Regions from separate parts of the Homo sapiens genome. Here region 2 is linked to region 1. A link is an interaction called in ENCODE POLR2A ChIA-PET data of the cell type or tissue named here. Cell type or tissue: OCI-LY7. All regions are shown on one strand. Each heading gives the region's core, and the rest is flanking DNA. Links, peaks and the distances in the headings are about the cores only. Region 1 has its middle 7.5 kb from the start of MCM3. Region 2 overlaps TMEM14A (transmembrane protein 14A).

The links. ChIA-PET counts read pairs that join two places held together with the same protein. Peaks named below come from ENCODE experiments on the same cell type or tissue, not always from the same donor. Only the 100,000 strongest peaks of a DNase experiment are listed, where the experiment ranks them.
Region 2: POLR2A ChIA-PET joins it to region 1 with 5 read pairs; 2 of 35 experiments call an interaction of 5 or more read pairs at or near these places.

What each region holds. Positions count from the first base shown.
Region 1 is chr6:52,289,564-52,294,949 of GRCh38, forward strand. No RefSeq gene overlaps it. Among named protein-coding and RNA genes, the nearest start is that of MCM3, 7.5 kb to the left of the region's middle. In OCI-LY7, for the core only: no CTCF peak of the experiment used is centred there; no DNase peak of the experiment used is centred there; H3K27ac peaks cover 397 bases.
Region 2 is chr6:52,684,193-52,689,578 of GRCh38, forward strand. TMEM14A (transmembrane protein 14A) reads left to right here. Exons shown (of 5, transcript NM_014051.4): 5 at 1,818-2,396. The coding sequence ends at 1,857. It also overlaps the pseudogene GSTA8P and the pseudogene SREK1IP1P2. Among named protein-coding and RNA genes, the nearest start is that of TMEM14A, 16 kb to the left of the region's middle. In OCI-LY7, for the core only: no CTCF peak of the experiment used is centred there; no DNase peak of the experiment used is centred there.

The sequences.
Region 1 (5,386 bases), core at 334-5,333:
ACCCAGGTTGGAGTGCAGTTGCTCAGTCACAGCTCACTGCAGCCTCAACATCCCAGGCTCAAGCAATGCCTCAGGCTCCCAAGTAGCTGGGACCACAGGCATGTGCCACCATGCCCGGCTAATTCAATTTTTTGTAGAGATGGGGTCTGGCTATGTTGCTCAGGCTGGTCTGGAACTCCTGGCCTCAAGCAATTCCCCCACCTAGGCCTCCCAAAGTGCTGGGATTACTTTTACTCTTTTTTTTTTCCTTTTTGCTGTCTTAAAAATCCTGTGTGTACTACCCCCATCTCAATTCAGACTGGCCATATTTCAAGTGTTTCATCACTACATGTGGATATTGACTGCTACATTAGACAGAAAGCTTTAGAGTATAAAAATCTCTCTTGAAATAGTTTATGATTTAGCTTGAAATAATAGTAACCATTCATTGAGCATGTACTATGTGCCAGACACTTTGCTAAGCACTTTATAAACCATAAAATCTCATTTAATTTTTACCTCACCTTGTGAAGTGGTCATTTTTAATCCTCATTTTACAAGTGAGAATACTAAAGTTTAAAAGATCTCAGAATTCTGTACTAGCAAGAGGCAGGGGTAGGATTTGAACCCAGATCTTTATTACTATACCAAATAGCATTTAAGAACAAATGAGGGCTGGGCACGGTGGCTACGCCTATAATCCCAACACTTTGAGAGGGCAAGGCAGGTGGATCACCTGAGGTCAAGAGTTCAAGACCAGCCTGGCTAACATGGCAAAACCTCATCTCTATAAGAAATTAGCCAGGCATGGTGGTGTGCACCTGTAGTCCCAGCTACTCCAGAGGCTGAGGCAGGAAAATTGCTTGAACCTGAGAGGCAGAAGTTGCAGTGAGCCAAGATCGCACCACTGCACTCCAGACTGGGCAACAGAGTGAGACTGTCTCGAAAAACAAAAAAACAAATGAATATGTTAAGGTTCAAACGTAGAATCTGATCCTTTACACTCAGTAGAATTTACTTCAATATTAAGTGAACAGGTATTTCTTATTTTAAAATATTTTAATTGAGTTAAAAATATGTGATATGGGCATAGTATAAAACATCATATTTATTAAAAATAACATATAAATTTGCACTGATTGAGGGAAGGCTAATGAGAGGAGGGAGTATTTGATTTGAGGATCAAAAGTGGGCAATATTGCCTCTAGAGAGATGTGGCAGCAAGGACATTTTAAGTAAAGGCAGACATGGCCAAGCCCTTAGGAGATACTAATGTGACTAGAATGAAGGGTCCACAGGAAAGGTGAGTACAGGGTACGACTGAAAGCAGCTGGGTACATTGGGCCTGACTCTAGAGGTCACAGCCAACAGAATAAGTACACAGTGCCTGATTTAGTAGGAAAAAGGGAGCCATTGATGGCTTTTGAGCAAAGGAGAGACTATCAAAGTTGTGCTTTAGGAACATTAATCTGGCCAGAGCATGTGTAGAATTAATTATTTCAATCAAATAAAAGGAAATGAAGCTGGGGCCAGGCTCAGTGGCTCATGCCTGTAATTCCAGCACTCTGGGAGGCTGAGGTGGGTGGATCACCTGAGGTCAGGAGTTTGAGACCAGCCTGGCCAACATGGTGAAACCCTGTCTCTACTAAAAATACCAAAAATTAGCCGGGTATAGTGGCGCACGCCTGGAATCCTAGCTACTCAGTAGGCTGAGACAGGAGAATCGCTTGAACCCAGAAGGCGGAGGTTGCAGTGAGGCAAGATTGCACCACTGCACTCCAGCCTGGGCAACAAGAGCGAAACAAAAAACAAAAAAACAAAAAAACAAAAAAAAGCAAACAACAACAACAAAAAGAAATGAGGCCAGGAAAAGTTGTTCAAAAGTGGATCAGAAAGGAAAGGATGAGGGCAAGACATTTCAGAGGGAAAACCGACAGATAGAAAAGCTATTTGGATAGAAGCAGGAGTGAGGGAAAAGGAGGGTGATATGGTTTGGCTGTGTCCCCACCCCCGAATCTCATCTTGAATTGTAACTGGCATAATTCCCACGTGTTGTGGGTGGGACCTGGTGGGAGATAACTGAATTATGGGGGCAGTTTCCCCCATACTGTTCTGGTGGTAGTGAATAAGTCTCACGAAATCTGATGGCTTTATAAGGGATTTCAGCTTGCGCTTGGTTCTCATTTCTCCCTTGTCTGCTACCATGTAAGATGTGCCCTTCACCTTCCACCATGATCGTGAGGCTTCCCGGCCAGGTGGAACTGTGAAGCCTTTAAACTTCTTTTTCTTTGTAAATTACCCAGTCTTGGGTATGTCTTTATCAGCAGTATGAAAACAGGCTAATACAGAGGGATAAAAATTATATGTAGGTAGCATAAATTAGACACAGTGCCTCGAGGGCTTACAGAAAGCATACAATGTTAAAGATCTTTATTTAGATCTTTAGTTAGAATGAAGAGTTGTTTTATAGTTAACACAAAGGAAAAGAAATTTCAGAGACAGTCAAGTCTCCCAAAACATCGGTAGTCAAAGGAAGAATTCAACCTTGACATTTAGTTTCAAAACTTTGGCGCCGGGCGCGGTGGCTGACGCCTGTAATCCCAGCACTTCGGGAAGCCGAGGCGGGCGGATCACGAGGTCAAGAGATCGAGACCATCCTGGCTAACACGGTGAAACCCCGTCTCCACTAAAAAATACAAAAAACAATTAGCCGGGCATGGTGGCGGGCGCCTGTAGTCCCAGCTACTCGCGAGGCTGAGGCAGGAGAATGGCGTGAACCCGGGAGGCGGAGCTTTCAGTGAGCCGAGATGGCGCCACTGCACTCCAGCCTGGGCGACAGAGCGAGACTCCATCTCAAAAAAAAAAACTTTGTCTGGGACAGTATAGAAAAGGAAGAGAAGTTGTATTTTGTTGAATTTTAAAACAAAGTACCATATACAAAGTATGTCTCAATAAGGGAAAGTATACATAAAGTATGCCTTAATCAAGTTTATTCTAAAAACCTAAGCAAAGGAAATAAATAAAATTATAAAAGCCTCATGACTGCATCTGGTTAGAAAGGGGGCTGGAGAGCCAATGCTCCTTGAAATGAGTTGAATATTTCTTTTAATTGTTTCCATGTTATTTGCCTGAGAAACTGTAGCTCCTATCCACAGCATTCACACCATCAGTGTGATAGGCTGATAGAAGCCAGGGCTTGGGACAACTGAATCTCATTGTATCCTTTACTCACCGAACATTTGACAACACAGGAGCAAAACCTGAAAGATGCTTGTGAGGCACTGTGAGATACAAGCTGCAGAAATGGTTGTATTGATCAATCACTTGCCCTTCAGAGAAATATAATAAAATCATCCTTCCTATCCCTCACCTCAAATCATACCCACAGTTCCCTTCCAGCATCTTACTACATTCTTCCAGGTCAATTTCAGGAATCTTTAGATAAAAAGAAACACAGTCCTTCGTTACTGTTCTTCCAGCCCTCCTGTATTCTGCTGGTTTTAGAGAGTGTAGAAAAGCTGTTGGAACTCTAATTTTACATTTTATGTACTATAAGGATCAAAACAAAAATATCTGAGAAGCTTAGAGATCTAATGTTCACCTCTTTTGCCCAGCCTTTCACTGGATTCTTTGATGAGCCTCCAAAAAATATCTCTGATCTGAAACCAAACCCAGATGGAAATTTTTCCTGGCCTCTGTCCATCTGGTCAGCCACCTGTTTCTCTGTTAATACAGGAAGGGGATATGAGAAAACTGAAGGTGTTGGCTCAGAGCCTGTAGAGGTCTGGGGAAGGTGGCTTTTAAAATAATCATTCTTTATTCACTGGCATGCTTCAGTGCCACCTTCATTACTTGGAAATGCAAAGTACTCCAACAATATTTATTAAAAAAATAAATGAATGTCAGAGTACATATTAAAATTTCAGAGCTGGAAGTCACCTTACAGGCCATTTAGTCTAAAGCTCCATTTCATAGTTTAGATAACTGAGGTCCAGAAAAATCGATTACACTCTAAAATTAACATATTTAAAATGAAATGTTTTTTAAAGGTAGAGAAATACTCAGGACAGAACAAGACCCTCAAAGAAAAGTAGATTTGAGCAAATCATACTTTTAAGATTCAAAAATACATTATTGAAAGACTAAATTAATGGACTGGGTGAAAGCAGAGCATACTTATTTGAAAAGAGATAAACTAGGAGATGGAGCTGAGGAAATTGCTCATGAGATGGCAGAGTGGGGGAAATGGAGATATAATATGAAAAATAATTTAATATTCTTTGCTTAGGATTTATATTTTATATCCCTATAAATGCAAAAAACGATGGTAAGCAAATAAATTGGTAAACACAAAGGTAAATCTAAGAAAGTCTTGACTGTAAAAATCAATACTAATAATAATAACTAGAAGGCCGGGCGCAGTGGCTCACACCTATAATCCCAGCACTTTGGGAGGTCGAGGCGGGTGGATCACGAGGTCAGGAGATCGAGACCATCCTGGCTAACACTGTGAAACCCCGTCTCTATTAAAAATAACAAAAAAAATTAGCCGGGCGTGGTGGTGGGCGCCTGTAGTCCCAGCTACTTGGGAGGCTGAGGCAGGAGAATGGCGTGAACCCAGCAGGCGGAGCTTGCAGTGAGCCCAGATCACCCCACTGCACTCCAGCCTGGGCGACAGGGTGAGACTCTGTCTCAAAAATAAATAAGTAAATAAATAAATAAATGATAATGACTAGGCAGAGAGTTAAAAACTAGATGTAAATAACTAGGATTGTCTTGCAGTATTTTTTTTTCAATGATGGAAAAGTTCTGTATCTGCTCTGCCCAATCTGGTAGCCATTAGCCACATGTAACTATTGTACATTTGAAATGTGGCTATGCAACTAAGGAAAATAATTTTTAATTTTATTTAACACTGATTAATTTAAATTTAAATAGCCACATATGGCAAGTAGCTATTGTATTAGCACAGCTTTAGACAATAATAACATGGCAAGTGACTAGAGCCAATCAAAGTTAAAAATCTAAGATCTTTGTATTATTTGGGAGGAGAATGCAGATTTTGAAGGCAGTTGTTTGTGTTAAAAATTTAAGGATAAAGCCTAGAAAAATAAAAAGAGAATGTATCATTTCTAAAGTAGTAGAGGAAAAGGAAACAAAGAAAACACTATAAATAAACAGAAGATAGTAAGAGAGGTGGAAAAAATTAAAGAAAAGCATGGTAAGTAGAAAGCACAAGAAATACAATGGAAATAAATAAGCAATGAACTAGTTTATTTTTTGGTAGAATACAGAAGTTTAATGGAGCTACCATATGAGAACACTGGGTGAAAATATCAGGTAACAAAAGATATACACAGTATTAGGCCTTTTTATATAAAGTTTCAAAACATACAAACTTACTATT
Region 2 (5,386 bases), core at 193-5,192, 390 kb after region 1:
TTCCTCTGCTGTTGTTTTGAAGTGCTGAATTTTTGGGAAACATCAATTTTAATTTGAAAGATCAAAGTCCTTTTTGTTATAATAAGCATGACAGTAAAAACCTTAAGATAGCATGGATTCAGTGGGTCTTTGATATTGATGTACCCATGAACATTCTTATTGGATACGCATAGTGTTGCTGTAGTATCTGGTCACATAGGCATACTTGCCTTTTTCAGAAGAAAGAGCTAACTAAACTCAGCCTCATTTTTCCTCAAGATTCACCCATCTGCAACACTAAATGTGTTCATTTAAATCTAATACTCAGTCCCTTTTAGAGAGTTTGACAGAGTGACAGTGTGATACAGTTATTTCAAGTTTTTAAGGGACAGAAATTTAATATTTTTAAGAGTTTTTAAGAGAGAAGTTTTAATATTTTTTAAAAGATAAACAGAGGGCCTCAAGTTTCTCTTAATTTGATCCAGTAATTCTATCCATGAGATTAAGCATATTACCAAATAAAAATTTAGAGATAACATTTTAAAAATTTCTCCAGAAAGCTGGCTTTATATGTTGAAAGCCATAAACATGTTTATTTCCTTTGATAGACATTTTCACTTTTTGGAATTTATTCCAAAGCAGTGAGATATGCACAAAGACTGATGTTCATTGCAACTTTATTTCTAGTGAAAACACAATAGACTGAAAAATTAGGAACAACCTAACAGTTCACCAGTAAGGAGATGTTTGAAAAAATGTTTTGTCCATTTAATGGAATATTGAATGAGCATTACATTTTTATGTTTTCAAAAATGATTTGGTGGCATTGGAAAATCTTAGTGACATAATAAGGTATAAAAACAGGATGAAAACAACCACATATAGTGTGATTAAAAAAAGTTTGTGTATAAAAAAACAGGAAGGAAATATTTCAAGCTGTTAGTGTTTTTCTGTGGGTGATAGTGTGATGAATAATTGTAATGTTCCTCTTTCTACTTTTGTGTAGAATTTTCTAGTGTGACTATGTATTATGTTTCAGGGAGGGGAGGAGGAGTGTGATTACAAAAGACAGCTTTCCAGTTATAGCCCTGTTCTAAAAGTGATACTTGGTGGTGGGAAGAATCAGAAGTAGGGTTTATGGGCTGGGTGCGGTGGCTCATGCCTGTAATCCCAGCACTTTGGAAGGCTTTGGCGGGTGGATCACTTGAGGTCAGGAGTTCAAGACCAGCCTAGCCAACATGGCAAAACCCCATCTCTACAAAAATTAGCCAAGTGTGGTGGCGGGCACCTGTAATCCCAGCTACTTGGGAGGCTGAGGCAGGAGAATTGCTTGAGCTCAGGAGGTGGAGGTTGCAGTGAGCCGAGACTGCGTCACTATACTCCAGCCTGGGTGACAGAGTGAGACTCCATCAGAAAAAAGAAAAAAAAAAGGAAGAAAAAATGAAGTAGGGTTTATGGATCCGGAAGAAGGCCTCAGTTAATAGAAAGTAGCTGAGATTGAATTAGTAACTGCCCCAAGTTGGTCCTCGATTATTTTTTCAAGTTGCTTTATTTTACTAGCTTCTGAAAGTTTGTTTCTTCCCAAACCTTTCTCTTATAAACCCTCATCCAAGGTTTTCAGAACAACAGGTTCTGATTTTTCCTTATTCATTTAGCGAACATTTTAAAGTGGCTAATTCAGTTATGTCTGGGATGTTTTAATCCTCCAAGGGGTTGAGCTGGGAGAGCCCCCAAGCCAAGGATTAGTAACACTACTGGGTAGGCGAGTGCATGGCCCTTTCTGTCTTATGCCAGATAAAAGTGACTCTCCCTTTGTCTTTGTTTTATTTTAAATCCAGCCTCATGATGATCCTGAGACTTGTCTTGTTGCTGCTCTGAGCATCTGGAGGAACAGAAAACTAAGTTCATGTCATCCTGCTGTAATGGGCAGAGCATATTTTTTTTGTATTTAAAAGATAAACTTCAATATGGAATGCTAGAAACACAAATAGCACTGTCACCTCTAATATGAACATTAGTTTGAGGTAGTTTTTTTCTAAAGCAAAAATTTTAACTGTTTTCTAATTGTCAAGCACTATTTTCATTAAAAGTGTCTAATGAATCATGATATACTCTTCCATTTGTTGTGTCTATTTTTTATATATTTGGTATTTTTTGAAAATTCCAAATACTCATGTCTCAAGTAAGCTTAAACTACAACTTGTCACATAAAGGAAGTCTTAAGTGGAGTTCACAGAATGATAATGTATCTATTTGTCATTTGTGTTATATTTGAAATTATTAGAAATTATGCTTTTTCCATTTTAATTGTATTGCTGCCAGTGCTATTTTTTTCTTTAAAAAATTTTATTCTTAGCACACTGTTATGTCCTAACTGAATGTATTCAGTATTCAAATAAAAGACATTTTGGTTCAAACCTGTTTCTTTCATGTCAGTTTTTCCTCTGAATACTCAAATCATCTTTGACATTTAAATATTCAATTATTAACGAAAAGGGTTGAGAAGGAGGGTTTATTTAAGCCAACATTCTACTTCCTGAGGCGTAGATATTTTTTCTCTCTGAAAGAGTAACGATTCTGAAACAAACTGATTTTGTTTCAAATTACCACTTTATTTTTAGGCATAGTTATAACTTTTAATGTCCAAGGCACTTTTAGGGCCCAAATTGAACATCGGGAGACCTGAATCCCAGCCCAATTCTTCCACCCACTTGATGCTCTTTGGAAGGTCATTTCCTTTTCCTCTGACTCAGTTTCTCATTCTTAAGGAGGAATTGAACTAAATGATCAACCCTTTAGAGCTCTAAAAATCTACAGTTCCTATCCTGTTGGTTATGTGCAGTGGTGTCATACTTCAAACCCTTTCTTTAAGTGAAAGCGTAGGGTCCTCAACTGATAACGGCAGAGTTCATATGGTTCTGTTAGATTGGTTACCTTTCCCAACTGACTTTCAAGGAGGTTGTTAAACTTTCAGTGATAAGTAATTCAATTAAGGGAAGAAAAAAGCTGTACCAGTTGAACCGAATAGGAAATCTAGATAAAATTATTTGATGTACTTAAAAAAATCCCAATTTAAAGAAGAAGAAAGAAAATCCCATAAATCCTAATGGTGGCAAAGAGGTTGTTACCACAGGCAAGGCTGGAAAAAGCCGTCATCATTGAGGTGCTCTGCTCACTTGCTAGCTGTCAGAGATGACTGAGGAGAACCTTCAGATTCAGACTGACAGCAGCTTATAGTCAAAACTGATTACGATACTGAAGTAGAAACTAACTGTGAAATTGATCCTAGAAATACATGCTGTGTCTGCAGAATACTCTAGTGATTCAAAGTTTAAGAAACTGGTTTGAAGCTATGCTGTTCCCTGGACTTTTCCCAAAAGGTCATAGAAGTGAATGATAGTGATGTGTGTGCTTTTTTTGTTTTGTTTTTAAAGAAATCTTTGGCATCCATTTGCATATTTGTGATTTTACTCTTTTGCAATACGTAGAATCCAGAAGGATTCATATTTGGATGGCTCTGATTAATTGGTGTTTTCTTGTTTTATGAAAAGTAGAAGAGGCTCTGTAACTTACAGGTATTAGGCAGTTTATTTCCTCATGTCTTATTACTTTATTACATTAATGTGGCTTTATGATATTTTTATGGGTCTGCTACCAATGCATAGTGAAATATTTACTACGTTTCTTAGACTTTGTTTCATTTGTTAATACTCAGCTACTGTAGTGCTCATGTTTTTAAGAAACAGGCCATGTTCAAATTTAAATATATTCTTCACAGTCTCAATGGATTCTTCATCCAGTGGAGGCTTCCTTTGGCTTCCAGGTTGGAGAAATTTATTAATTGTGGGGATGTGGCTGATTCTGGCCTTGAATTTCTAAAATGCAAAAGAATACTATCCAAGAGAGAAGAATATAACAAAACAAAGTAAAATGCAAATGAGCCACATTCTGGTGGAGGTGGGGGATAATTGGGATTTTCATACATTGTGGACATTGCAAAGTGATACTGCCACTTTGCAAGTTAGCAATATTTCTCAAGAACCACAAAAACGTTCATAGGCTGTTACGAAGTGATTCCATTTTAAAAATTGTGTCCTAATGATGTAATCTTAAATGTGGAAAAATCTATACCTACAAAGATATTGTTGCAACACTATTTATAAAAACAAACATTCTAAAGCATCCTGGTATACAATAAAGAGAAGTCCTCATTTTTCTTATACCAGAAGCATTTTTCATGTTATGTAATCTTTGAAAACTTTAAGTGGCTGCATAGAATTCTATCCAATGAACATATCCTCATTTATATAGATGTTTCTCAGTTTAATATTAGACATTTAAGTTGTTTATGATTTTCACTATTTAAAATCAGGTTAGGCTGTGGCATGGGTGAAAGTGGCCACTTTGGCGGTGCCTCGTCCTCACAGCTAATGGGAAGCAAGCGTGTTCTAGAAAGCCAGAGTCTCCAGCGACCCCTCTTACCACCATCATGGCAGTCCCAGGTTGCAACAAGGACAGTGTCAGAGCAGGCTGTAAAAAATATGGCTTCCTGGTCACCTGACTTTTGAATGCTGCAACTTTCTCCAAGTAGACCCCAAAGGGACATAGTTTTGGATGTCAGCAGTGCAAACAGTGAAGATTGATGAATAAAATGAAGAATGAATAAATTGCAAGCATTACTGGAAAAAAAGAATAAATGAAGAGGAGAAGAAAAAGCAAAGAGAAAAGCAATTTTTTTAAAAAAGGAAAAGGTCTTATTCATCCAGTTCCACTGAAAAGGACATTTCAAAAGAAACAAAAATATCAGAACAAAGAAAAGAAAAAAAAAGCTGGGTGTGGTGGCTCACACCTGTAATTCCAGCACTTTGGGAGGCTGAGGTGGGTGGATCACGAGGTCAGGAGTTTGAGACCAGCCTGGCCGACATAGTGAAACCCTGTCTCTATTAAAAATACAGGAAAAAAAAAAAACTAGCCGGGCATAGTGGCAGGTGCCTGTAATCCAAGCTACTTGGGAGGCTGAGGCAGGAGAATCACTTGAACCTGGGAGGTGGAGGTTGCAGTGAGCCGAGACCACACCACTGCACTCCAGCCTGGGCAATAGAGCAAGACTCCATCTCAAAGAAAAAAAAAAAAAGAAAAAGTAAATCAAAAAAAGGAAGCCAGGTGCAGTGGCTCACACCTGTAATCCCAGCACTTTGGAAGGCAGAGGCAGGCGATCACCTGAGGTCGGGAGTTCAAGACCAGCCTGGCCAACATAGTGAAACCCGTCTCTACTAAAAATACAAAAATTAGCCAGGCATGGTGGTGTGCACCTGTAGTCACAGCTACTCGGGAGGCTGAGGCAGGAGAATCGCTTGAATCCGGGAGGCAGAGGTTGCAGTGAGCCGAGATCGTGCCACTGTACTCC